Regions from separate parts of the Mus musculus genome. Here region 2 is linked to region 1. Evidence: chromatin loops called from intact Hi-C (ENCODE). Cell type or tissue: left cerebral cortex. All regions are shown on one strand. Links, peaks and the distances in the headings refer to the core of each region. The heading gives the core; the rest is flanking DNA.

Region 1 (12,436 bases), core at 1,430-9,429:
CTTTGCTGTCATCCTTTGTGGTCCAGATAAAGGTTGTGCCCACCATGAGAAAGAAGACTACACCCCCTATAAAAAGACAATTTCAGGCCATTTCTAGACATGTAAAAATAGATAAGTGAGAACAAGCAGTTCTGAGTTTACGTTTCTTTTTTAATTTGTTTCTGAAATATCCTGAATTTCTCTCTGAATTATCTATATTTGTGCATATTTTACATTATCAAACTACACATCTAATTTTACATTTTTCTTTTTTTTTTTTTTTTTTTTTTTTTGGGTTTTCAAGACAGGGTTTCTCTGTTTAGCCCTGGCTGTATTGGAATTCACTTTGTAGACCAGGCTGGCCTCGAACTCAGAAATCTGCCTGCCTCTGCCTCCCAAGTGCTGGGATTAAAGGCGTGTGCCGCCACGCCTGGCAATTTTACATTTTTCTCCTGAAAACTAGTTGGCACAGGTCTCAGCGTGTGTCCCTGGCTTATGTTGCTCCTGCAGCTTCCCCCGCTGAGAGCCCAAGAGGGTGCCACTAGGTCTGGCTGTAATCACTTTTTATATTTCTGAATTCACTTTTGGTTTTCATTTGTTGGCTTTTGTGACAAAGGTCTTGTGTAGCCCAAGCTGTCCTCAAACTTGCTGTGTAGCCGAGGATGACCTTGGGCTTTTGTTCCTCCTGCTTCTACTGGGATTGTAGATTGTAGGTGTGCGCTACCACACCCAGTTTATGTGGTCCTGAGCCCATCCTCAGGTCACAGAGTTTTATACTTCTGAACAGTCTTTTAAAAACTTCTTATGTTTAAAGCCAGGTGTGGTGTCACACATTTAATCGCAGCTCTTGAAAGGCCAAGGAAGGTGGTTCTCTGCCAAATCCCAGGCCAGCTGAGGCCACCTAATCATACCCTACCTAACTCAGAAATCAAAAGCAGGGGCTGGAGAGATGGCTTGGTGGTTAAGAATACTTGTTGCTCTTGCAGAGGACTTGGGTTTGATTCTCAGCATCCATGTGGTAGCTCACAAGCATCCCTAACTCCTAGGTACTCACAGGTACACGTTCATACTCATTTAAATAAATAAAGGTTTAAAAAATTTTTACAAAAACCAACACAGAAACAGCTCAGTATTATTATTATTTTTTTTTTACTTTTCCTTAATATTTCTTTTTTTTTTTTCCATTTTTTATTAGGTATTTCGCTCATTTACATTTGCAATGCTATACCAAAAGTCCCCCATAGCCACCCACCCCCTCTCCCCTACCCACCCACTCCCCTTTTATGGCCCTGGCGTTCCCCTGTACTGGGGCATATAAAGTTTGCGTGTCCAATGGGCCTCTCTTTCGAGTGATGGCCGACTAGGCCATCTTTTGATGCATATGCAGCTAGAGTCAAGAGCTCCGGGGTACTGGTTAGTTCATAATGTTGTTCCACCTATAGGGTTGCAGATCCCTTTAGCTTCTTTGGTACTTTCTCTAGCTCCTTCATTGGGGGCCATGTGATCCATCCAATAGCCGACTGTGAGCATCCACTTCTATGTTTGCTAGGCCCAGGCATACTCTGACAAGAGACAGCTATATCAGGGTCCTTTCAGCATAATCTTGCTAGTGTATGCAATGGTGTCAGCATTTGGAAGCTGATTATGGGATGGATCCCCGGATATGCTAGTGTCTACATGGTCCATCCTTTTATCTCAGCTCCAAACTTTGTCTCTGTAACTCCTTCCAAGGGTGTTTTGTTCCCACTTCTAAGGAGGGGCATAGTGTTCACACTTCAGTCTTCATTTTTCTTGAGTTTCATGTGTTTAGGAAATTGTATCTTATATCTTGGGTATCTTAGGTTTTGGGCTAATATCCACTTATCAGTGAGTACATATTGTGTGAGTTCCTTTGTGAATGTGTTACCTCACTCAGGATGATGCCCTCCAGGTCCATCCATTTGGCTAGGAATTTCATAAATTCATTCTTTTTAATCAGCTCAGTATTATTAACACATTAACTGTACATATTAATGGGGTCTAGTGTGATGCTTCCATATATGAATATAACCCTCTGGGCTCAATCCAAAACACTGGAAAAAAAAAAGAAAAAGATTTCTGCTCCCTTTCTATTTAAGGATGTTTTAATTTCTTTGTTTGAGAGTGGTGTAGGTGTGTACATGTGGGCAGCCTTGAGTGTTTCTCTTGGTTGCTTTCCATTTTATTCTTTGGAGGCAAGGTCTCACTTGATGATGGGGCTCATCAGTTTGATGAGACTGGCTGGGCCTTGAGCTCTGAGCATCACCTGTCTGTGCCTCCCCCTCCTAACCCCAGTACACACAGCATCTGGCTTTTTATATGGACACTGGGGATCCAAACTCAGTTCATCATACTTGCATGGTAAGCATGTTTTATCAGTTGAGCCATCTCCTCAGCCTTTTTATTCATTCACTCATTTATTTATTTATTCCCCTCCCCCCTTTTTTTTTTTTTTTTTTTTTTGCCTTACTGTATAGCCCAGGCTGGCCTCCAACTATTCAAACGTTCTGTCTCAGTTTCCTGACTGCTGGGATTACAGGTGTATACCACATTATCAAGCCTTTTTCTCTGTTCTTTAAACTATAGGTTACCTCACTTACTTTATCATTGCAAATAAGTGTACAGTTAACAACTTTGTGTATATAATAGTGTGTCTTCTTTTTTCTTTTTCATTGCTTTGAGGTAATTTCTCAGAAGCAAGAGTCTGAGACAGGCCTGCCTAAGGTGTATGTGTACATTCTGCTAGAGAGTCAACAAGTGGAAAAGTAACTGTTGAAACTAAAGTTTTAGCCTTTTTCAAAAAGTTTATCTTCTTGTCCTGCTGCTTTCAGTTAAAGATACCATTTTGTGTTGTTACAGGAAAGACATCCTCTTTGACTACGAGCAGTATGAATATTATGGGACATCGGTAAGTATGAACAGATCTGACACACTGTAAAGTTTTCACTCCAGGGATCAGTGTCCTACAATAAGAGAGAACAAAGGTTTCACAGCCAGAAAATCCTGTTGCTCGTCAGAGGTGCCTTTGGGTGGGCAGTGCAACCTCTGCGCTGTCCCCCTACTCCTCTGGAAACTGAGTGACAGATGCTTCGCAGTGTGCTCTGGTTTGCCTCGTGGCTTTTTTTTTCTTTCTTTCTTTCTTTGGTATTACAAAAGTGATACCTGCCCAGTAGAAAGCGATTTTCTGAGAAGAGGACTTTTTATACAGCCCTGCCTAGCCCTGAGCCTCTGGCTTCAAGTGATCCTCCTGCCTCCTCCTAAATAGCTGGGAATATATTTACACACCGTTGTACCCGCCAAGATAAATTTTAGATGGTAATGGGATTCTTTCTGCTTCCTGGCCATCTTGACATGAGCTGTTCTTTCCCATGCCTTGGTGGTGACTGAAATTGTAATCTAAAATAAATCATTCCCCCCCTTATTTAAAAACAAAAACAAAACCCAAATTCTTGCCTTTTGCCTTTCAGTTTTTGTAGCACTGAGGATCAAACCTAGAACTCGAATATACCAGGAAAGTACTTACCACTGAGCCACCCACCTCCAGCACTTGCTAATTATTTTTAATTCTAGAATCACGCTAACCTTTATTTCATTCATAAAGTAAGCCAGGCATGGTGGCACACAACTTTAGCCCCAGGACCTGGAAGGCAGAGGTGGAGGATCTCTTGAGCGTGAGGCCAGCCTGTCCTATAGAGTGACTTCCCTGATAGCCCGAGCTAAACAGAGACATCCTGTCTCGGAGAGAGAGAGACAAGAGTGCTTCTAGGTGCTTCACATTTGAGCTTCTCTGGACTACTGTCTGCTTCACAACCATAGTGGTCTAAAGTATCTAGTCAGCCAGGAGATCCAGAGAAACCAAACATGCTCCACAGTGCAGCTAAGCTAGAATGTTGGGTGAATTAGATGTATTGAATGCTGCTTGTTTTGTCTTGTTTCTGCAGTGTTAGGTAAACCCATCCTAGGTCAAGGGCACAGGTGCTCCTTTCAGAGGCAGTTGTCAGGGTAGCCCCTCAGGCTGTGTAGCAGCTACCCTTTTGTTCATCATCAAAATGTCGTTAAGAGCAGCTCAGAGAAGGCAGATTTGTTTCCCAGCACCTACATCCTAGCTCATAGCCGTCCATGGATTCAGGTCCAGAGTATCTGCCCCTTCCTCTGACCTGTAGGTACCAGGCACATACATGGTGCACAGACACATTCAGGCAAAGCGCTCACACATAAAATAAAGCAAATCTTTAAAAAGACTGATTAGGCTGGGTGTGGTGGCTGTTTTGGTTGGATTACTAATGCTGTGATGAAACACTATGACCAAAGAAAGCATCGTTGGGAGGAGAGGGTTTATTTTCAGCTTCCACTTCCAGGTAATGATCCCTCTCTGAGTGAAGTCAGGGTAAAAGCTCAAACCAGGGCAGGACCCTGTAGGCTGGGGCTGATGCAGAGGATGTGGAGGAATGCTGCTTACTGGCTTCCTCCTCCTGGTTTGTTCAACCTGCTTTCTTGTAAAGCCCAGGACTGCTAGACCAGAGATGGCACCACCCACTATGGGCGGGGCCTTCCCCATCAATCACTAATTAAGAAAATGCCCTATAGGCTTGCTTACAACCTAAACTTATGGAAGCATTTTCTTATTTGAGGTTCCCTCCTCTCTGATGATTTCAGCTTGTGTCAACTTGACATAAAACTAGCCAATACAGTGGCACACACCTTTAATTCCAGCATTTGGGAGGCAAAAGCAGGAAGATCTCTGAGTTTAAGGCCTGACTGGTCTACCTAGCGAGTTCAAGGCCATCCAGGGCTACATAATGTGACACTCTCTAAGTAACAAATAAATAAATATGTATTAATCTCTGTGCAAGAAGATTAAACTATGGGATTACAGTAGCACCTGGCTCTGTTAACACTGGCCAGGATTTAGGGCCTTCAGTAGCTGTAGAAGATATATGGTTCTTTTTTTGGGGGAGGGGGTTGGTTTTTTGAGATGGTGTTTCTTCTCTGTGTAGCCCTGGCTGTCTTGGAACTCACTTTGTAGACCAGGCTAGCCTCGAACTCAGAAATCTGCCTGCCTCTGCCTCCGCCTCCCGAGTGCTGGGATTAAAGGTGTGCACCACCATGCTTGGCTTAGATATATGGTTCTTAACACATTAATTTGATGTAGGATTTTTGTCTGATTGTTTATGATAATGCAAAAGTGATGTAGCTCAGTACAAATCAAATTTGTTTCAGTAAAAACACTGTAGTTAGTCTTCAGCTTTGGCCCTTAGATCTTGGACTCTTGGTAGTATATTTCCTATGTCTCGTTTATAGTTGAAGGTTTACCATCCTTTGGTTCTCTGCTCAGCCCTTGCAGTGGATAGAGAGGGAACTAATACTCTCTCAGAAATGACACCTGACTTCTCCAGATCCCTTGAAAATTTTCTCCCTGGAGGAAATCCGCATCTCATGCTAAGTCTGCTGGTCAGACACCCACTGTCTTCACAGTCTCTCACCAAACTCAGACCTCCCACTCTATCCATGTGACCAGAACCAGAGCCCTTCCTCATCTGGGTCTGAGGCTGCCTCCATGCAGGAAGAATATGGATGTAGGGTGGACAGTCAGGCCACAGGGCCTCCTGACCTGTTTTCATGATAGCTTTGAGCATCGCCTGAGATGTGCAGCCTTCCTTGCACAGTGCTATGCCTGGGCTTCCCACTGGGTGGCACTTTGTTTCCATCCTTCATGTGCTACATGATTAAACACAAAGATGCAGATGACATTAGATAGCAGAGACTGATGTTTGGGGTCAGCGGAATTACTCTGTCATCTTTCCCTCACTCTGATGGGGACTTTTTTTCTCACATGCTGAATAGCTTGAATACCCTGATCTGCAGGACTTCACTGGGCTCCTTGGCTTGGAGCCGTCCCACTGTCCCCACTGTGTGGCCCCTTCTGTAACTTAGTTGCTTTTGGCTTCAGGCTTTTTTGTTTTCCTTGCAGTCGGCCATGGTGATGTTTGACCTGGCGTGGATGATGTCCAAGGACCTGAATGACATGCTGTGGTATGTAGCGCACATACACACACAAACATGGAAATCCTGCTAAAGCATCTTGGGAGTCCTGCCACCAGCTAAAGTCACTGTCACATGGACAGTCCAGTGTTTCCATGAGGAATGTTAGGTGCAGCCCCTCTCTGGGATGACTTATAAGCCTCGTTTTCCAAGGGTTAAGTATGAGGCTGGGGGACGGTCATTGAGGACAGTGGGGCTCCAGGTCAGCTCCTGTCTCTGCACTCTTGATGCTTACTTAGCCTCATGCCCAGCAGGTACAGTAAGTGGAGGTTTGAGTGAGATCGACCTTGGTCGGCATTCTTGCAGCCCTGGCACTGGTACAATCCAACTCAGAATTGTCCCTTTCTGCAATTTCCCTGTCAGACTGTAACCAGGGCCTTGAGCACACAGACCAGTGAGCCTCCCAGTCACTGTCAACTTGATTGATTTTGAAAGAGGATCTGGTCTTTATAAATGAGAACCATGTAATTCTGGCTTGGCTCTGCCTCCTTGGCCCCTTGTGGTCCTCGTTTTCTCTGCAAGCAGTACACCAAGGTCCTTCAGGTCTGATCACCATTACATTGGGCTGCAGAGAATCCGGACAGGTTAGGACTTTGCCCTGCCATTGTCCAGGTGTAAAGATGCCCATCTTTTGGCCCCACTCAGCTCTTATTCCTATGCTATGCCTGTACTTATTCCTAACTGGCCACTTGCGGAAACAACTGCTCCCAGCCAGGTTGGTTAGTGCTAAATAATTAGTTGCTTTGGTATTCAAGCTAAATTGGTTTCCTCCTAGATCCAATAGCGACCGGTCTTAACAGGAATCACGGAGGCCTGGTCCTGGGTGTGTGCAGTGTACCTTTAATAGGATGCTTTCTTTACTGGATGGATTCCCTTGTGCTTTCTTGTCTAACTTGTGATGAGTCCTTTAGGTCACTTGTTTACACTGGTGGCTTCTCTCTGACCTAAGTATAGTTTATGTCCACCCAAGCTTTGACCTAGAGCTGGAAGACTGACCTTGTGTTTCTTCCAGTATCTCAGGGAAAACTTTCCCTAAGATTTCCCCATTTTTTTAAAGATGGAAGGCGCAAATGTCAACATTTCAAAATTACAGTAGAAAAGAAGCCCAAGATAATTATTCACAAATTGGTGGCAGGGCACAGTGAGTTTTGGGGCCATGCTAACAGGACACTCCTGGACTGTCCATCAAGTCACTTGGCTCCAGGACACATAACTTACCGAGTCCAGGCACCTTGTAGCTTTACCGCATCATCTGCTTTCCTTCCAGGTGGGCCATTGTTGGACTGACAGACCAGTGGGTGCATGACAAGATCACTCAGTAAGTGATGGCCTCCGTTTGAGGGTAGCTCTGTGCTCTGTGCATGTGGCAGCCCCTGAGTCAGCACAAGGACATGGGAAGCAGTATCAGTGAGAAGGAGGAGGGTGGCTCTTCTTACCTGGGCTCTTGGCCTTAGGACCTTTGCTTATGGCCTAGCTTGGCCTCCTTACAGCCTGAGAAGTCCCCTGGGTGGAGCCAGCAGCAGCTGTGGCCTAGAGACAGGTACTAAGATGTAGCCTGTGCACACTGGAGGTTAGGGGAGAGATGGATGCAGGTAGGGAAGGAAGGAAGGGAAGAGAAGAAGGCCTAGGGCTCCTGTCAGGGGGGTGAGTTTGTTCACAAAACAAGAGACTTACAAGAGGGTTGGCAAGGCGCAGAGTCTCGGATCCTCTGTGAGTGTGGCAGGCTCCCCTTCTGTGGACTCTGTGAACTGGGAAGGAGGCAGAGCTTTGAACAGGCAAACAGAGTCTCTCATTGTCTCGCTTGGGACTGGGACACGGTCCAACGTCTTGTGGTTATCAAGTAGGACTTGTAAGAGAGTGAAAAGGCCAGGCCTGAGCCCACAGGAGGGTCCCTACTCACTGCCTTCCACTTTTCACCTCAGTCCTTGTGCGTCTGCAGAAGGCCCCACAATGTATTAGGCCCTCTGCGTGGTCAGAAGTTTAAAAACTCAAAACTCAAGCTCTGGTCAGACTTCTGTTGCCTGGATCGCCACATTGATTCAGCCTCCAGCCTTGCTGGGCCTCAGACCCTTCTCTGAATGGATGGGGGTGTGGGTGAGATAGTTTAGTTTAGGAGCAAGAGCGACTGTGCTCTTATGGAGGACTCGAGTTCAGTTCTTAGTTCAGCACCCGTGTTGAAAGGCTTACAACCTCCCATAAGTCCAGCTACAAGGGTTCTGATACCTTCTGACCTCCAGGCACCCACCCACACATGAACACAAACAAATTTAAAAAAAATAAATTTATTGTTTAAAAAGATGGCATGGGACAGGCATATAGGTGACATAAAATCTAGAAATGACAGTACATGTAACATGGGGGACATATCCTGCTCTTGGCCTCAGGGTAGACCTTCTTGTTACCATCCCAGTTGGTGGCCCACTGAGACCTGGAGCAGGACCTGCCTACCCCATCTGCACTTGCTGGCATTATGTGTGCTAGTCTGGACTCCGTATGTGGATTATTGTTCCAGGGTCTAATTGACTGTGTGGGCTAGACACCTGGCTAGCCCCCTGGGTGCTGTTTTCCAAGGGTATCTCAGTACCTAAAGATGGGGCATAGCCTGGCCAGAGAGCACCCTGCCCAACTCGGTCTGTAGCTTTATACCTGAACAAGCTTCCTCAACCCTCCTTCAGGAACAGCTGGGGAGGGAGCTGGTTCAGCCAACCATGCTTTCTTCCAGAATGAAGTACGTGACTGATGTTGGCATCCTGCAGCGTCATGTGTCCCGTCATAACCACCGAAACGAGGCGGAGGAGAACATGCTCTCTGTAGACTGCACCCGGATCTCCTTCGAGTATGAGTATCTTTGCAGCTCACTACCCTGGGGTTTAGGCAGTACTCGTGGCTGTTAGCATGTTGCTCAGCAGATGCTTTCTGTTTCGTTACTATGGTGATAGAACCACCCATGTCCTCCTGTGACCAGTGTGATTGTGGTCTATTTTCTGGACACAGACGATGTCTGAGTCATGCCGCAGACTTCTGAGAGCTGAAGCAAAGTGGACTGCAGACCCTGGGCTCTAGAAGTTGGGAAGGAGAGGCACTGATGGGGACAAAAAGCACCAAGTGTCCAGTAGAGCGGTGGCAAGGCATCAGCAAGACTGCAGAGTCTATCTGATCCTGGAGGAGAGGCCTGAGATAGGACCATAGACTCAGGGGGATATATGCATGTTGGTCTGTTAGAGGGAGAAAATGGTTTAACTTCAGCTGCTCCCTGCATGAGTCAGAGCTCTGAGGTCTACTGGCCCCAGGCAGGCTCCAACAAAAGAGAGTCCCACAAATAGGGATGTCCACTAATAATTCTGGGTGGATCCATACCAACCCAGGGTTGTAGGCCACTGTCAGCTCCAGGTAGGTAGAAGGCAGTGGGCACCACATGTATTCCTTGACCTTGGACCTAGCCTCTGCCTGGTACTGTATCAGCACTGGTCCCTCCATGAAAGCCTGTACAACACCAGCTACACAGCAGCCAGGTTTAAGCTCTGGTCTGTGCATGGGCAGAAACGACTCCAGGAGTTCCTTGCAGACATGGGGTAAGTAACTGCCTTGCCTGTAGCCCCCTACCCTGTCTTCACCCTGCTGGCACAAAGCAGCCCCACTCTGATGTGACTTACTTGGGTGTAAAGTACAATCCCTCCTCCATGTCCTAGCACATGGTCTGCGTGCACCTGTCAAGACACCCCTGGTGGGCATGCACAGGGACCCCACAGCAGGCCTCTTCCCTGCTGTCAGTGTCTTGTCTCATTCATACAGCTTGCTCCCTCCAGGCTTCCCCTGAAGCAAGTCAAGCAGAAATTTCAGTCCATGGACGTTTCCTTGAAGGGGAATCTGCGAGAAATGATTGAAGAATCTGCAAATAAATTTGGGTAAATGCTTTTCTAGATTATGTTTTTGTTTTTGTTTTCCTTTTCCTTTTTTCCCAGATAGGGTTTCTGTGTAACCCGGCCATCCTGGAGCCTCAGTCTAGCCCAGGCTGGCCTCTGCTGGGAATGAAAGGTGTCATCCACCATGCCCAGCATGGACTACACTTCTTAGAAAAAGAGCTTCCCTTTAACCATCCATCTGCACTGATGCAAGAGTAAGAGCTGGCCCCAAAGATGTGCAGTCCACTGGGACTGAGTCAAACCTAACCGAATGAAATGTTGGGTTTTCTTTGGATTACAGTTGTGCTTTCTTGCTGGGCAGTAATGGCACATGCCTTTAATCCCAGCCTGTGAAGCAAAGGCACAAGAATCTTTGTGAGTTCAAGGCCAGCCTGGGCTACAGAGTGAGTTCTAGGACACAGGGGAAACCCTGTCTCGAAAAACCAGAAAAAAAATGCACTTTCTTGGGCTGGAAATATGGCTCAGCAGTTAAGAGCACTGACTGCTCTTCTAGAGGATCCAGGTTCAATCCACATGGCAGCTCACAACTGTCTGTGGCTCCAGTTCCAGGGGCTCTGACTCTCACACAAATGTACACACAGGCAAAGCCCCAATGCACATAAAATAAGAATTAATTAATTAATTTAAAAAGAAAAGTGCATACTGCCCTTCCAGAGGACAGACACCCTCCCACCCCCAGCTCCATGTCTACTGGCCCATAATTGCTTGTAACTCCATCTCCAGAGTATCCTATACCCTTTTCTGGCCTCCTTGGACATATGTACACATAGACACATGCATTCACACAGTAAGTTCATGAAAATAGTAAAACGACCCTTGCGTTTAGGGTTTTGTTTTGGTTTTTTTGGGTTTTTTTTGAGAAAGGATCCTGGCTATAGTAGAATTCACTATATAGACCTTGTAGACCAGGCCTTGAACTCACAGAAAGTCTGCCTGCCTCTGCTTCCTGAATACTGGGATTAAAGGTATGTGCCACCACATCTGGCATGTTTAGGGTCTTTAAATTCTGGTACTATGATGTAGACAGATAGACTAGAATCAGAAATAAGGCACAGGGGCCAGAGGCAGGCATACTCTTTCCTACCAGGTCTTCAGGTGCCACTGAAGCCCAGTACCTGCCTACTCCTACCTGGCAGGCTGACATTAGAGCATAAATGAGAATTTTGCGCTACCCTAGGCCTGGTGGCTATGTAGTGTTCATTGCTGAAGCAGCCTAGGTCAGGGCAGTTGGCTTCAGGGCCTGCATGTGTGGGTGTTTGGCCTCCCTCATCCTCTAAGCGATGGTCACAGAGAGCATTCTTGAGGACCAGTGAGTAACTTAGGGTATCTTTTAGTCTGGTCTGGTCATACGAGCTGTGTAAAGTTGAGATTGATAGATAAGCACATCGCTTCCTCCCTGGACAGGATGAAGGACATGCGTGTACAGACTTTCAGCATTCAGTTTGGGTTCAAGCATAAATTCCTGGCCAGTGATGTCGTCTTTGCCACCATGTCTCTAATGGAGAGTCCTGAGAAGGATGGCTCAGGGACAGACCACTTCATCCAGGCTCTCGATAGCCTCTCCAGGTAATGGGTATGATCTGGGTAGCCATTCTGTGACCTCAGCCTTACCCTGCATAGAGACCAATCACAAAGATGCTTAAGAGTGTCTGTCATATGGGAACTACAAGGTTGGAATCCCTACCACTGAGCAAGCTGTTCCTAAACTGCTAGCCCTGCTCCAGTTATTATTATTATTATTATTATTATTATTATTATTATTATTATTATTTATTATTATTATTATTATTGAGATAGGCCCCTGTAGCTCAGGATGGCCTCACATGCCTTCGATACATAGCCCTGTCCGGCCTCAAATTCATGCTCCTTTTTCCCGAGCCTCCCAAGTGCTGGGACTGGTGATGTATGTGTGCCACCATCCTCAGTGCCCTGGAGTCCTTTTCATTCCCTTTGTGACTGTCCTTTTCTCCCTCTGCCTTCTCAATCTCTTAAGACATTGTCATTCACTCTTGGTTTTCTTCCAGTTCTTCATTTCTCAATTCCTTTATCTCAAAATCTCCTTTTGTTTTTTGATCATGAAGTCGGACATTCCCAGTTGTGATGTTTTGGAGTTGTGGCTTTCTGGTATATTTGTATGTCAAAGGTGATCTCCTCATAGTCCTGGTTAGCCTTGAACTAGCTATGTTGATAGACCAGGTTGGCCTCAAAGTCACAGACATTCACTTGTTTCAGCCTCCAAAGTTCTGGGATTAAAGGCATGTGCAACTATGTCCAGCTTCTCATTTGTCTGTTTTTGATGATTTGGTGGAGACCAGACTATAATATTTATATAAATATTTTTAATTTAATTACGTAGGTTTTACAGAAAGGCTAATTCAGATTACTAACTCTGTAGATCTCAGTAGAACTTCTTTTTCTGTTGATTTTTACTCAAGGTCAAAAAATATAGGACCCTGCTTTCTGGGTTTCCTCAG
Region 2 (12,436 bases), core at 2,457-10,456, 170 kb after region 1:
GTCTGGTACACAGCCTGCATTCCTTCTCTGCTTTGAGCCTCATGGGAATACAACCACCTCCAGCACAGACTAACGCTTTCCTTTGCTGCTAAGCATTTCTGAAAGCTTCTTAGGGTGTGAGTTAACGAACTGCAAAGTAGTTTAGTTGTTTGTTTGTTTGTATGTTTTGGGGGGTTCGAGACAGGGTTTCTCTGTTTCCCTGGCTGTCCTGGAACTCACTTTGTAGAGCAGGCTGGCCTGGAACTCAGAAATCTGCCTGCCTCTGCCTCCCAAGTGCTGGGATTAAAGGTGTGCGCCACCACTGCCCTGCTGTTTGTTTTTTAATGTATATGAATACTTTACCTATGCATATAACTGTGCATCACCTTCATATCTAGAGCCTGAAAAGGGCAGAAGAAGGGAAGAGGGTGCCAGATCTCCTGGAACCAGTAGTGAGCCACCATGGAAGCACTGGAAATTGAACCCAGGTCCTCTGGAAGAGCAAGCAGCCCACTGGCTGCTCTTAACCACTGAGCCATCTCTCTAGTTTTTTAGAGCATTTGAACCATGTGGGCTTTCAAAATGTCATAGCAATGAAGTTCCAATGGAAGCTGTTTCAGGGAGAGGAACATGGCAGGGGACATGTGCCAAGTAGGCAATGTAAGGTGGCCCTTCTCATTGCACAGGGCTGCTAGATCCAGGTCTGGTACTGGCCTTTAGCCTCCTCACTGAGCACAGTTGTCTGGCTTGTATCTTTAGATCTGGAGAGCACGTGAGAGGCCACCAAATCCTCCTGGAGTCAGGAACTTCCATGTATCTGTAAAGAACTTAGACTCTTGCCCACACCAAGGATGCTGATGTGATTGCCACCAAGGAATAGGTAGATAATTAATTGCTTCCCTCTAAATCGTGAAGAGTGAGCTTCTGCCCTGTTTCTGCTGTGATAATCAAGGTGTGTCCTGCTCCAGAGAGCACTCTGGTCTGAATGTCTCTCAGAATGTTCATGTTGGGAGGCAAGCACTGTGCTATACTCCTTTAATCCCAGCAGGTGACAGGCATGGTCAAGTGGATCTCAGTGAGTTCAAGGTCAACATAGAGTTTCAGGCCAGCCAGGACTACACAGTGAGACACTATCTCAAAAAATAAATGGAAGAAAAAAGAAAAGGAAAGAGAGAGAGAGAGAGAGAGAGAGAGAGAGAGAGAGAGAGAGAGCAAGCATGCATATTTGGGGATCTTGCTCTTAAGGTGACAGTGTGTGGGGTGGTCACTGACTTGCTGTCTGTGTCTTGGTTTTCCTCCACAGTTCTCGCTCCTCTCTCCCTCCCCATTGCTGGCCGTAGAACCCATAATTTCCTCCCTCAGGGAGTTCTTACCAACTCTCCTCGCCCCAGAGGGTCCTGCCTCACACCTTCAGGAAGGAGTTACTACAGAATGCCCAGTAGACAGGCCCTGCTGAGTCTCCCCACCCCAGGCTATTTTAGCATTAGACATGCAATGAACTCCCTACAAAACAACAAAAGGAGTGTCCAAATCACTGCACACTGGGGCACCTGAGGGCAGGGCCAGGATGGAACTGACCAGCACTCCCTCCTCCCACACCTCCCCAGAGCCCATCATCTGTAACCTTTGTCATGGACTTTAAAATATAAGTGTTTCCTGGGTTCTGTGTTCCCTCAAACAAATTCAATTCTCCCTCAAGCAGATGAACCAATCCTAAGGAGGGGGCTACAGAACCCTCAGTTCTGGCTAGCAGGTCGGAAGTCTGCTGAGCACTTGGATCCTGCGGAATCTGAGACTCTTTCCCAAGTTGAAACTGAACTCAGCCATGGGTTACTGCAGAGCTGACTGCCTGCTTGTTGATGGAGTCGGCACGAATTAGGGCCACCGGTGTGGACTGTGATGTGGAGCAGAGGGAAGGCAGGCACTTGTTTTCTCAGCACAGTGTCTGTCAGTGAGCTTGCATTTCTATAACAAAGCACCTGGGGCAGGCTACTGATGAAACAAAGTGGCTGGGCTGGCAAGATGGTGTTGGGGAAATGCATCTGTCACACAAGCCTGATGACCTAAGTTCAATTCCCAGGACCCACCCAAGTGTGGAAGGAGAGAAATGACTCCACAAAGCTGTGCTCTGACCACTACACATGTCCCCTCCACTAATAATAATAATAGATTTTAAAAAATAATGTGTTTTGTTTTTGGAGACGGGGTTTCTCTGTGTAGCCCTGGCTATACTGGAATTCACTCTGTAAACCAGGCTGGCCTCGAACTCAGAAATCCACCTGCATCTGCCTCCCAAGTGCTGGGATTAAAGGCATGTGCCACCATTGCCCAGCTTAAAAATAAATTTTAAGAGAGGTTTGTTTAGTTTACAGGTTCCAGGACTTAAGGGCATGTTGTCCACAACCTTGCAGACCTGTTGACAGCTCTGTTATGGCATGTCACATGACAAAAGTGTGCACACAAACATGTGTGTGTGTGTATGTGTGTTTCTGTGTGTGTGTGTGCGTGCAGAATTGAGTGACCACATCTTGCATAGGAAGGACAAAAAGAGACTTTAGTGTAGTCAGACTCTGGTTCCATAAAAGCCCTCAGCTGAGAAATACGGGGCCCATGAGGATAACAGTCATCTCTTCTGAAAACAGTGCATGCAGTGAGCCGCCAGGCTTGACCTCGTAAAGGGCCAAGGGCATACCACCACCTTCCATACTACCACTCTAGGAACTAAGTTTCCTTTCTTTCTCCCTTCCTTCCTCTCTTCCTTCTTCCCTTCCTTCCTTCCTTCCTTCCTTCCTTCCTTCCTTCCTTCCTCCCTCCCTCCCTCCCTCCCTTTCTAGCCTCCCTAACTCACAGATCTGCCTGTTTCTGCCTCTGCCTCCTCCCAGGTGCTGGGATTAAAAGCATGCACCACTCCACCAAGTTTACATGGAGACCTCTAAAAGACAGCTTTTGGAATAAGGAAGGTGACAGGTAGCAACTTCCATCTAGGGCATGGGCTGGGTGGCAGGCACACATGAGGGCTGGCTCTGGTTAGCCACCAACTTTACGTCCACCTCACCATTTTCTACCAGTCAAGCGGTGTCCTGCCACACAGTGTATCTCTCCCACTCAATGGTACATGGCTCTGCCCTGTCAGACACACAACAAATACTCAACAGAAATAAATAGGTACTGAGCAGAGATCACGTTGTACCCTTAAAGCATGAACAGGGGGTCTCCATACAGGCCAGCTGCACAGCTGGTGGCATCTGCTCAGCGTCCCTTTGTCTGCCTAAGACTGACTCCCATGATCCAAGGTGTCCCTGAGCAGTGTCAGCCTAAAGCAAGACACAGACAATGGTTGATTGAGCTGAGACCTCCCAGGTAATATCCTTACCAGGACATGGCCAGTCATCTGAAACTTTAAGACTCAAACAGTGGATACCTGCCGTGGAGGCCCTGGTGGGTGCTTTCCTGTGCTGTTCTACAGGCTCTGTCCCCACTGCCACACAGGCCCTGAGCAGTGCCAGACCCTCAGCCAGTGCCTGGGTGGAGTGTTGGGTTAGAACTTGTGCCTACTGCAGAAGGTAGCAGCTGGTCCTTGTGACTCATGTGTGGCGGCCACACACAGCCCTGCTTTTTGCCCTGTTTATTCCAGAAAGATTTTCAGGTCTGCTGGTGGCCTAACACCTGCAGGTTAAGTCTAGAAGGTGGGATGCAGTGAGGATCTGGAGAGCACCAGGAGGTTCCATGCCAAGAGGAGAGGCAGCGGCAGAGAGTAGACCCTTATCTGCGCACACTGGGTGGCTCAGGGCCAATGTCGCTGCTGCTCTGGCCTCTGTACCACCTCACCTTTCCAAACCACATATTCTTGTGACGTTTACTTGGAAAGACTTATGTTTACTTTGATGTGTGTGTGTGTGTGTGTGTGTGTGCGTGTGTGTGTGTGGTGTGTGTCTTGCGCGCGCCGGACTCGACCAGCAAGAACGACGCTGCAACAGGATCCTTCTGCACACGTTTATTGGGAGAGCTTGATAGCAGAGGCGAAAAGACCCCGAGCTCAGAACTGGTGCTGCTTATATAGGCCTAGGAGAGGTGTGTCTCACACCTGGATTGGTTATACACTACGCCTCATTTGCATGTTCCTCATCTGATTGGCTACTCTCGCTCTCTGTACCTCACAGAGCCTCATTATCATACCTCATTTGCATGTCTCACATATGATTGGTTATACTCTCAAAGCCTCATTATCATGCCCGAGCCAGGCGGTGTCTTTGCAAAAAACTTTACTGCATATGTACACATTGGTTGTTTGTCCAAACTTGTGCGTGGTGGCCAGCAGTAGTCAGTGCCACTCTGCAACGGCACATGTGGCTTCCCACATGTGTGTGTGTGTGCCTAGATGCATAGATGTATACCATGTTCCTGAAGGTGCCTGCAGTGGGCAGCAGAGGGGATTGAATCACTGAAACTGGAGTTATAGGCAGTTGTAAGCTGCCCAGAGTGGTGCTGGAAACTTGGATTCTCTGAAGCGCTGAGCCATCTTTACAGTCAATACGAGATTTTTTAAATGCCTCTGTGCTTCTGGGAGCTGCTTGACGCTGGCACCATCTCCTAACTCACTCATCTTTTTCTTTTATCTCTGGCTTTCCATAAAGCTCTAGAAGTTCAATGAGGTCAGACAACCTCAGAAGTGTGGGGTACTGCCGCAGGGTGGTACCCAGCCCTGTGCATGCACCTGGTACAGGGTCAGTCTCCTGGAGAGCTCGGTCACAAGCAGCCATGCCTGCGACAATTCTCACTCTCAAAGGTCCCAAGACACCACCCCAGAGGATCACAGGGGACTCTCCAGCTTGCCAAATGTCTTGGAGGCTCCCTCCACCTTCTCAAAGACCCAGGCTGCTCTGGGTCCCAGGCTGGCTCCCTCTCTCAAGGCATAGGCACCCTTTGTAGCACTCCTCCAGCTGCTCAGTGTGGACCAGGACTCAGCCTCCCTGGAGCCTTGCAGTGCACACAGAGAGCTTTAAGCAGAGTCAGCCACACCCTCTTGGCAGGGGCAGCTGCTGGAATTCTGTGCCCTTCTAACGTCTGTCTTTGGTGACTAGGTCTGCTGTGTGGTCCCCTTACATTCATCTAGCAAGAAAATCAAGGAAAGCATTCTCTAAGTACACTTTAATGTTCTCACATTTGCCCTGTGTTTTGAGACAACCAATGTCTTTAGGAGCAGGGAGGACACCCCTGAGCCTCAAATCCACATAGATCCCCCTTGCAAGATGATATGCCCACTGCAGAGGCGGGGAAGTCTGGACATCGGAGCCTGCAGTCTGCAGCCTCCTTTACTCTGACCCTCTTGGCTGGTTTTTCCCACCCCCACTCCACCTGCCATGATGCTGGGTCTAGCAGGAGACAAGGCTTTCCTGGGCGCTGGTCTGCACTGATCACTGTGAGCCTACTGTCTGATTCTGCAGAAGTGTGTATCACAGCTTCTGACCCGGCAGAAGGGGCTGGGGACAGAAGTGTGGCTCTGTGGAGACAGCACCACACTTAGGAGCAGTGCAGCTCCTACAGCACACTGGCAGGAAGCTGAAGGGAGCACTTCCTGGTACAAAGCTCCCAAGTGCAAGAAGATGGGTGTATGTTTTCTGGCTCAGTGAGGGCAGCAAGGGCAGTGTGAGAACCTCCCCACAGAAAGACAAAGGAAGGGTCAGGAAGGAGACTGAGCTCCACTGGAGGATGAAGGGAGAGGGGACAGAAGGAGCATGAGTTCAGGCTGTAGTGGGCTGTGTGAGTAGGCCAAGCCCCTAGCTGGGCTGGGGCCATGTCCTATCCGTCTCAGAAATGGGGCTGGACTCCATAGGCCTGGTTTTAATCTCATGCGGGTCCCCAGCTCATTCTAAGCTGCACTTGCTGTCCTGTGCTTAGGCACAAAACCTGGGCATTACAGCTTGAGCCAGGCCTGTTCTGAGGTAGTTATGGGGTGGGGGAGCTGTAGAAGGTTTTGCAAAGGGAGGTCTCACCTGCTGCACACAGTTTGACCTTAGCCCTCAACCTCCGAAGTGAACGGCAGTAACAGTAAACATTCTAGAATTTTCTTACCATTGGCCCCAGTTGCTCCCATCTCTCTGTCACCCAGAACAAACTTCCCCACCTCTAAACCTCAGCATCTTCATTAACTGCCTCACCGTGTCTAGTCACTATGGTTTGCACCAATGCTATCTCCCAAAGAGTGCTCTGCTTACCCAACTGGCATTACGGTGCCAGGGAAAAGTCAGCTCCCCCTGCCGTCTGTGCTGAGGGGAGACACAGCATGATTTAACAAAAAGAGAAGGGTTTGGGTTGGTTGTTTTTTTTTTTTTTTTTTTTTTCTGAAAAGTGAGCTATTTGTAGCCCCAGTTGCTTGAACAGATTTTTCTTGACATAGCTTATTTTTTTCACTCATTAACTTCTTTTCCTTATGAATTAAAAAAAAAAAGTAGCATTTCCCCCACGCAGAAGTCTTCTGTTTACTTCTCTTTGTACTACAGCCAGCTCTAGGACAGAAAAGCAAAGCAAGTGCCGCTGGAAGCCATAACGTCTTCAACAGGTAAACGCAGGTGTGCAAGTCCCCACCCTGCCACTCCTGCTGCCTCTCTGACCCTTGAGAGAGCCCATCAGAGACTGCTGTCTGTGCTTTCCCATGGGCAAAAGCCATACAGGAGTTTTGTTTAGACCTCAGCCCCTGGCTATTCCGGCCAGAGTCTATGACCTTTGTGACACTCACACTGTACACAAGGCAGACCTGGGGACGGGTCCTGCAAATCTGATAATGCCTTCATGGCCCATTTTCCTGACCTCAGCAATGTCCCCTGTGCATACAGTGTCTGTTGAGTCACAATTATTATTACTCCTCAGTACAGCATGGCAACCTCTTTCCTCTGTGAGCGACTTGAAGCCACCCCAGGACTCACAGTCATAGGTGACTAGAGTCCCAGGACAAGGGAGCAGATCCCAGCTCTCCCATAGGACTGAACAACTCAAGCTCCCCACAGATGTTTTCACATGTGGTACCAAGCCAGGTTGCCCCTAACTGCACCCTTCAAAGTCTATCTCTCAGGCCTCGGTGACACCCGCCCATTCACCTCCCACTGAGCATCTGACCAGCTGCACGTCTCCACAGCCGTTTTACCCAAGTCGAGGGCTCATCAGAATTGTTTTATAATTTATTCCTCTTCTATACACAAGCTTCTTTCCCCTCTCCTACACTTCCCTCCGGGCCAAGGCAGCCAAGCACAACCCCCTAACTAGAGGAGACCAGGAGTGTCCCTCCCATCAGTGCCCCAGGGAAGATACTTCCTTTTCCCCCCACTTTGTTTCTGCCGTTGGAGTGACAGTAACAGTCAGCTCAGGCTTAATGTCCTAGCTTTCCTTCGTGGGTTTCTCCAGACTCAGAACTGGCAAGCTCAGAAGTCCTGACATTGTGTTTCTGTCCCTGCCTCAGACTGCACATATTCCTCTAACAGAGTTCCAAATTCCCCCAAGAACGCCATGAAAAAAGTCACTGGTGAAGCCAAACCTAAGAGATGTGTAGACACTTTTACTTCTACATTGTTTTATACACAAAATGATTAGCACTTGATCACGTGTGAGTGCCCTCTCTAGATCCCAAAGATGCACCACAGTGTGTCATATGCCCCATCTGATCCTTAGGCTGTAGAAGAAAGATTTGGACAATGGAACATCCCTACCCTGGTCACAGACTCTCTGGTGAGGTTTAAGCCACCACCTGGGATGTGACAGTAACACAGAAGTTATTCACACCGTGGGTCACTTAGTCCTATCAACTTTTTGAAGATTCAGAGTCACAGCATCTTCATGCATAAATGTGGCTCTGAGCATGGACTTGTCTTTATGTGTCCCTCAGCCCCCTTCAACCCCTCTCCAGGGGGGTAGCTGGGGAGAGCACAGATCACAGAAAACCGGGACCAGAGCTGGAGCAAGGAGGGCTAAGGTGGCCTTCGGATTGTGTCCTTCTAGCCATACACCTCAAGTACTCCCATCTTACAACCACACCCTGCCTGCCGTGTGCTTTCCATCTTGCCCAGGCGTTTGTGTGTGTCCAGTGTAGAATGCCTAGCACCCAGCAGACTGCAGGAGAGCTCGGGTTCTGGACTTGTGCTCAATGTACCAAGGGTAGGGCTCCAGGTCTGCCCCTTCCAAATGCTTCTTGATGGGGTGAAAAAGGGGTCTTTATATCACCTGAACTCATTCATCGGCTGCATGAAGCACAGTCCTGGGACATGCTTTATAGAATGGCCACTCGATGGAAGGTCAGAGGCCCAGGAACCAACCGGCTTCCAGCGACAGCCAAGGGAGAACAGAGTCTAGGCCTGGGCTAGATGACAGGAAGGGGAGGGGGCGTTCCGGACGAAGCCGTGGGAATAGCCCGGCTGCACTCGCGCGGCCGGGAGAACCAAAGGCCTGGGGGGAACCACAGCGGGACGCCTCAGTCCCCGCCCCCACCGGCCTCTCCGGGTCGCGCGTGGGCGCGGCGGGCGCCGATTGGCTGGCGGGCGCGCGGGCGGGGCGGGTGGTGGCGGCGCGGAGGGGCGGGTCACCCCTCAGCCGGCCTCGGCCTCCACCGCTGGTCGCCGCGCCCCGCCCGCGCGCCCGCCGCCACACGTCCCCCGCCGGCGGCCACCATGAGCACAGGACTGCGGTACAAAAGCAAGCTGGCGACCCCAGGTGAGCCCAGAGCCTGTCCGCGTGCCCGCGCTCCTTTGTCCCCGCCGCCCGCCCGCCTCTCACCGTCTGTCTCCGTCTCTCCCCTGCCCGCCGGCCCGGACCCTCCCGGACCCGCCCGGACCCGGATCACGACCCGGACCATGCAGAGGACAAACAGGTACTGGCGTTGCGCCGCTCGGCCGGTGGTGAGATCGGACCGGCTGTCACCCATTGTGGCACCGATGCTGGTGGCGCCCAGGCGTGACCCCGCCCCCGCCGGCCGTCACCCAGTCCTTTGGCGTTAATCGATTGTCTGTAGGGGCAGCGCCGCTGCTCCTGGGGCTACGGAGGGGAAGTGTAGGCACTGCGCTTGGTTCCCTGACCTGTATAGCAGCGGCCTAGGCACCTCCCCAGAAAGGGAGGCTGGGATAAGGGCCTCTCTCCTCTAGTCCAGGGCCAGCATCCCCTTTTTAACCTGACCGGAAGGCCTCGTGCTGGGGGTCCTGGGTGAGGCTGTAGTTATGACAGGCCAGGAATGGGGGGGGGGGCCCACCAGTCTCCTGAGCAATACCATGGGGCCTCTGCTTCATGCCCATGCACCTTTGGGTGTCTCTCTTCTGTGCCTAAATTTATGCTCACTAGTCTTTGGCAGAGCATCTTCCAAGACCTGGAACTTGCAAGGCTCCCCATCTGAGTCATCCTAGCACTAGCCCTCCAAACCTTGAGTACAGCCAGGCTGTGGCCTTCCAGAGGGGGGCTAGCCTGATTTCCCCACCCCAGGGAAAGTACCAGCCTACCGGGTAACCTGTGAAAATCCAAAGGAGCTGAGGGTTGTGAAACCAGAGTGCTGTGGAAGTGGGTGACCAAAGGGATGTCCTCTGTGGCTTGAGCTAGGCCCTGTTTGAAGATGGGGTGGGGGAGGCCCAATTCTGACACCAGAAGGCTTCAGCAAGCCTTGCTGGGGATGGGTGTTCTCGCCTAGCATTGGACTCCAGAGTACTAGACCAGAGTACATCATCAGACAGAGCAAAAGCAGCTGGCAGATGGGGTGAGCCGGAGAGTCACAGTCTCCTGGCAGGGACATGCCCCGCCCAAGGCTGATGAGACTCACTGGGAGGGGCTCCCCCAGGAGAACTGCCTCCCCATCCCAGTAAGCCAGACAAAGCCCGATGGGGACACATGCTATTGTGTAAGGGAGAGGGGGGCCAGAGGCTAGGAAGGCAAGGACCTAGGCTTCTCCTGGGCCTCTGGAAGGTCTTCCAAGTCACCTGGCTGGGGTACTTGCTGCTTAGCACCATCCATGTTCTCCTGTCTGTTGCTGCTAGGATGGAGACCCCTCCCCCTTCCTGATGGAGTATGAGTCCTTCAGGCCTGCATCTGCCCATCCTCTGGTTAGCTAGGAGCCAGCCTTATGCCACTCCCTATCCCCAGGCCTGAAGGAAGAGAGCGCTGGGTGAAGGCAGATGGAGTGAGCCCCAGAACAGTGCTGGAGCTCTGGTGTCCGAGCTGGGACCTTGTGGGCCTGGGGGAACAGTGTGGAATACCTTGGTTCCCAATATGGCTGCACAGGGCCGGGCTTAACCAGGCCTCTTTCTGACTCTAACTGGGGGAGGGGGTAGAGCAGCAGTCTGGGTAGAAGGAGGTGTCTGTCTGCCCTTTGCACCCATATCTCTTCTCAGGCAGTGATGAGGACTTTGTTGGTTGTGCCTGCCGCTTCAGAGCCTAGTCATAATTCTAAGAATGGGAAGCCTCAACAGGCTCCTTCTCACGAAGAGGTGTGTTTTGCTGTGTATGGCTTCATATCCCTGAGGAATATTTGTTGAGCCTCTGGGACTAGAAAAAGGGGGTGCAAGGCTCCTCCCCTAGGGCTTCTCCAGGGAATACACAGGCTATGATGGCCTGCTTGGGTGATACTTAGACAGGCTGTTTGGCTGGGATGTCCCCTAAGCATGTACATTCCCAATGAACAAGTTGAAAGGCAGTCAGTCTAAGACCTACTAGGTCTGTTCAGCATCAGGGTATGGTTCAGCCAAGGGCATCTGTGTGCTCTTCCAGAGATGCCCGCCCTAGGTCGGAGATAGCAACCTGCCTAGGTGATGCTGGGCTGAGAGCTGTGTTTGCGGTGATTGGGGTGGAGTGGGGGGTGAGGGGGTGAGGGATAGGACTCAGTCTAAATGCTTCATGTAGGTCAGACAGGAACCAGTAGCCACTTTCTGGGAGCCAGAACTGGGAGGCTTCTTTTCAGCCCTGGGATGAATGGCTCTCCTGTTGCAGCTGTGGGCTCAGGCTCCTCCCCAGGTGCTAGTCACCCCGGGGGTGCCCATAGCAAGACCCAGGGTGGAGGCCCCTCCAGGAAGCTAAGACGGTGAGGCTTCATGGAGGAGGGGTGGTACCTGCATAGAGGAGGGAGGTCTCCTGGTCCTTTGCCCACTCTGGACAGTGGCTTGTCTAGTTTCTTGCAGCCTGGGGCTGGAGCTCTGATTCTGGTGGGGTTAGAAATGAGGACTGAGGAAAAGTTTGGTGGCTCACAGCCAATGGCTTCCCAATTCCTGGAACATCTGGTACCTAAAGTGTTGGCATGTTGTGGGCAGAAGTTTTGCCTAGCTGAGGGCTAGCTAAAGCTTCCAAGCTCTGAAGGAAGCCGGCCATCTGAACTCTGGCCACTGCATCCCAGGCACCCTTAATTTGTTTTTTTGAGATAGAGTCTATGTAGTCCTGACTGTCCTGGACTTCGCTATGTAGACCAGGCTGGCCCAAAACTCAGAGACATCCGCCTGCCTCTGCCTCTCAAGTGCTGAGATTAAAGACCTGTTCCCCTCACCCACAGCAGGGCTTAGTAGGGGAGATGCGCTCTGTCCTCAGTGCATATGAAGATGCCACGCGGGAAAGAATTTCCCCCAATCACCCGCATGTGCACAAACGCAGGGGGCGGGTAGGAAGGAGTGAGCCTCAAGGAGTGGGGAGGGGTGTGTCTGTGGGTAGTTTGGTTGCCGAGGCATGCATGGTTCAGGGTTTTCGGGTGAAGAGCAAGGAGAGGAAGGTGTTGGCTGGGGCCGCTTCCCCCGCGGTTGCATGTGAGTCCGGAGCGTTCCGCAGCGCCCTCTTGTGGGCGGCAGCGGCGCGACGTCCCAGAGGCAGAGTTCCACGACCGCAGACACCTCGCCGCCCGCCTACGGACGGTCCGGACGCGGCCTCGGGTGCCACGGCTGCGCTCCGGCTCCACGCGGCGCCCCCGCCCGAGCGCCTCGGTCGGGCCCTGCCCATCGCAGCCGTTTTCTCGAGGCTCCGCCTGCGGCCCAATTTCCAGGCGACCGTTTCCCGGCGACGGCGGGCGGGGCGGTCCCCTCCGCCGCTGCCGTGGGCCCGCGAAGCCCCGCCTCGTGCTCGCACTGGAGCCGCTGCTGAGCCTCGACGCGGCCACAGCCCGCGCCCCCCGCGCAGAGGCAAGGGAATGGCTCGCAGGACTTCTGAGGTCAGCGGCCTACCAGGTGGGCGACGCTCCCTCTCCGGGGCTCAGTTTTCGCGTCTTCAAAACCCGAGGCAGAAGAGGGCTTAAGAGCAGATTTACCCAGCGCAAATCGCTCGAGATCGCTGGCCCCGACAGGCCTGACCCTGGTGTAGGGTCTGAACGAGGCCGTCAGGGCCCGCGGGGTCACCACGATGGACTCACTGGCAGCACCCCAGGACCGCCTGGTGGAGCAGCTGCTGTCGCCGCGCACCCAGGCCCAGAGGCGACTGAAGGTGTGTGTGTGTGTGTCTGTGTGTGTAGAGAGAGGGTGGA

What was found. A loop is a pair of places that touch in the nucleus more often than their neighbours do. Peaks named below come from ENCODE experiments on the same cell type or tissue, not always from the same donor. Only the 100,000 strongest peaks of a DNase experiment are listed, where the experiment ranks them.
Region 2: it touches region 1 in a loop (5-fold over the local background); 14 of 42 quality-filtered maps call a loop at or near these places.

Annotation. Positions count from the first base shown.
Region 1 is chr16:18,792,270-18,804,705 of GRCm38, reverse strand. Cdc45 (cell division cycle 45) reads left to right here. Exons shown (of 19, transcript NM_001358206.1): 7 at 2,857-2,905; 8 at 5,969-6,030; 9 at 7,307-7,357; 10 at 8,762-8,881; 11 at 9,480-9,611; 12 at 9,846-9,944; 13 at 11,367-11,528. Gm52240 (a long non-coding RNA gene) reads right to left here and starts at 8,764. Exons shown (of 3, transcript XR_003951899.1): 1 at 8,686-8,764; 2 at 7,714-7,787; 3 at 7,078-7,412. In left cerebral cortex, for the core only: a CTCF peak has its summit at 5,681; DNase peaks (open chromatin) are centred at 5,681, 8,952 and 9,283.
Region 2 is chr16:18,626,048-18,638,483 of GRCm38, reverse strand. It overlaps Septin5 (septin 5), which reads left to right and starts at 8,546. Exons shown (of 12, transcript NM_213614.2): 1 at 8,546-8,676; 2 at 8,823-8,833. The coding sequence starts at 8,634. In left cerebral cortex, for the core only: CTCF peaks have their summits at 4,413 and 6,237 (motif pointing left); DNase peaks (open chromatin) are centred at 8,889, 9,391, 9,653, 9,987 and 2 more places; H3K4me3 peaks cover 2,403 bases; H3K27ac peaks cover 2,496 bases.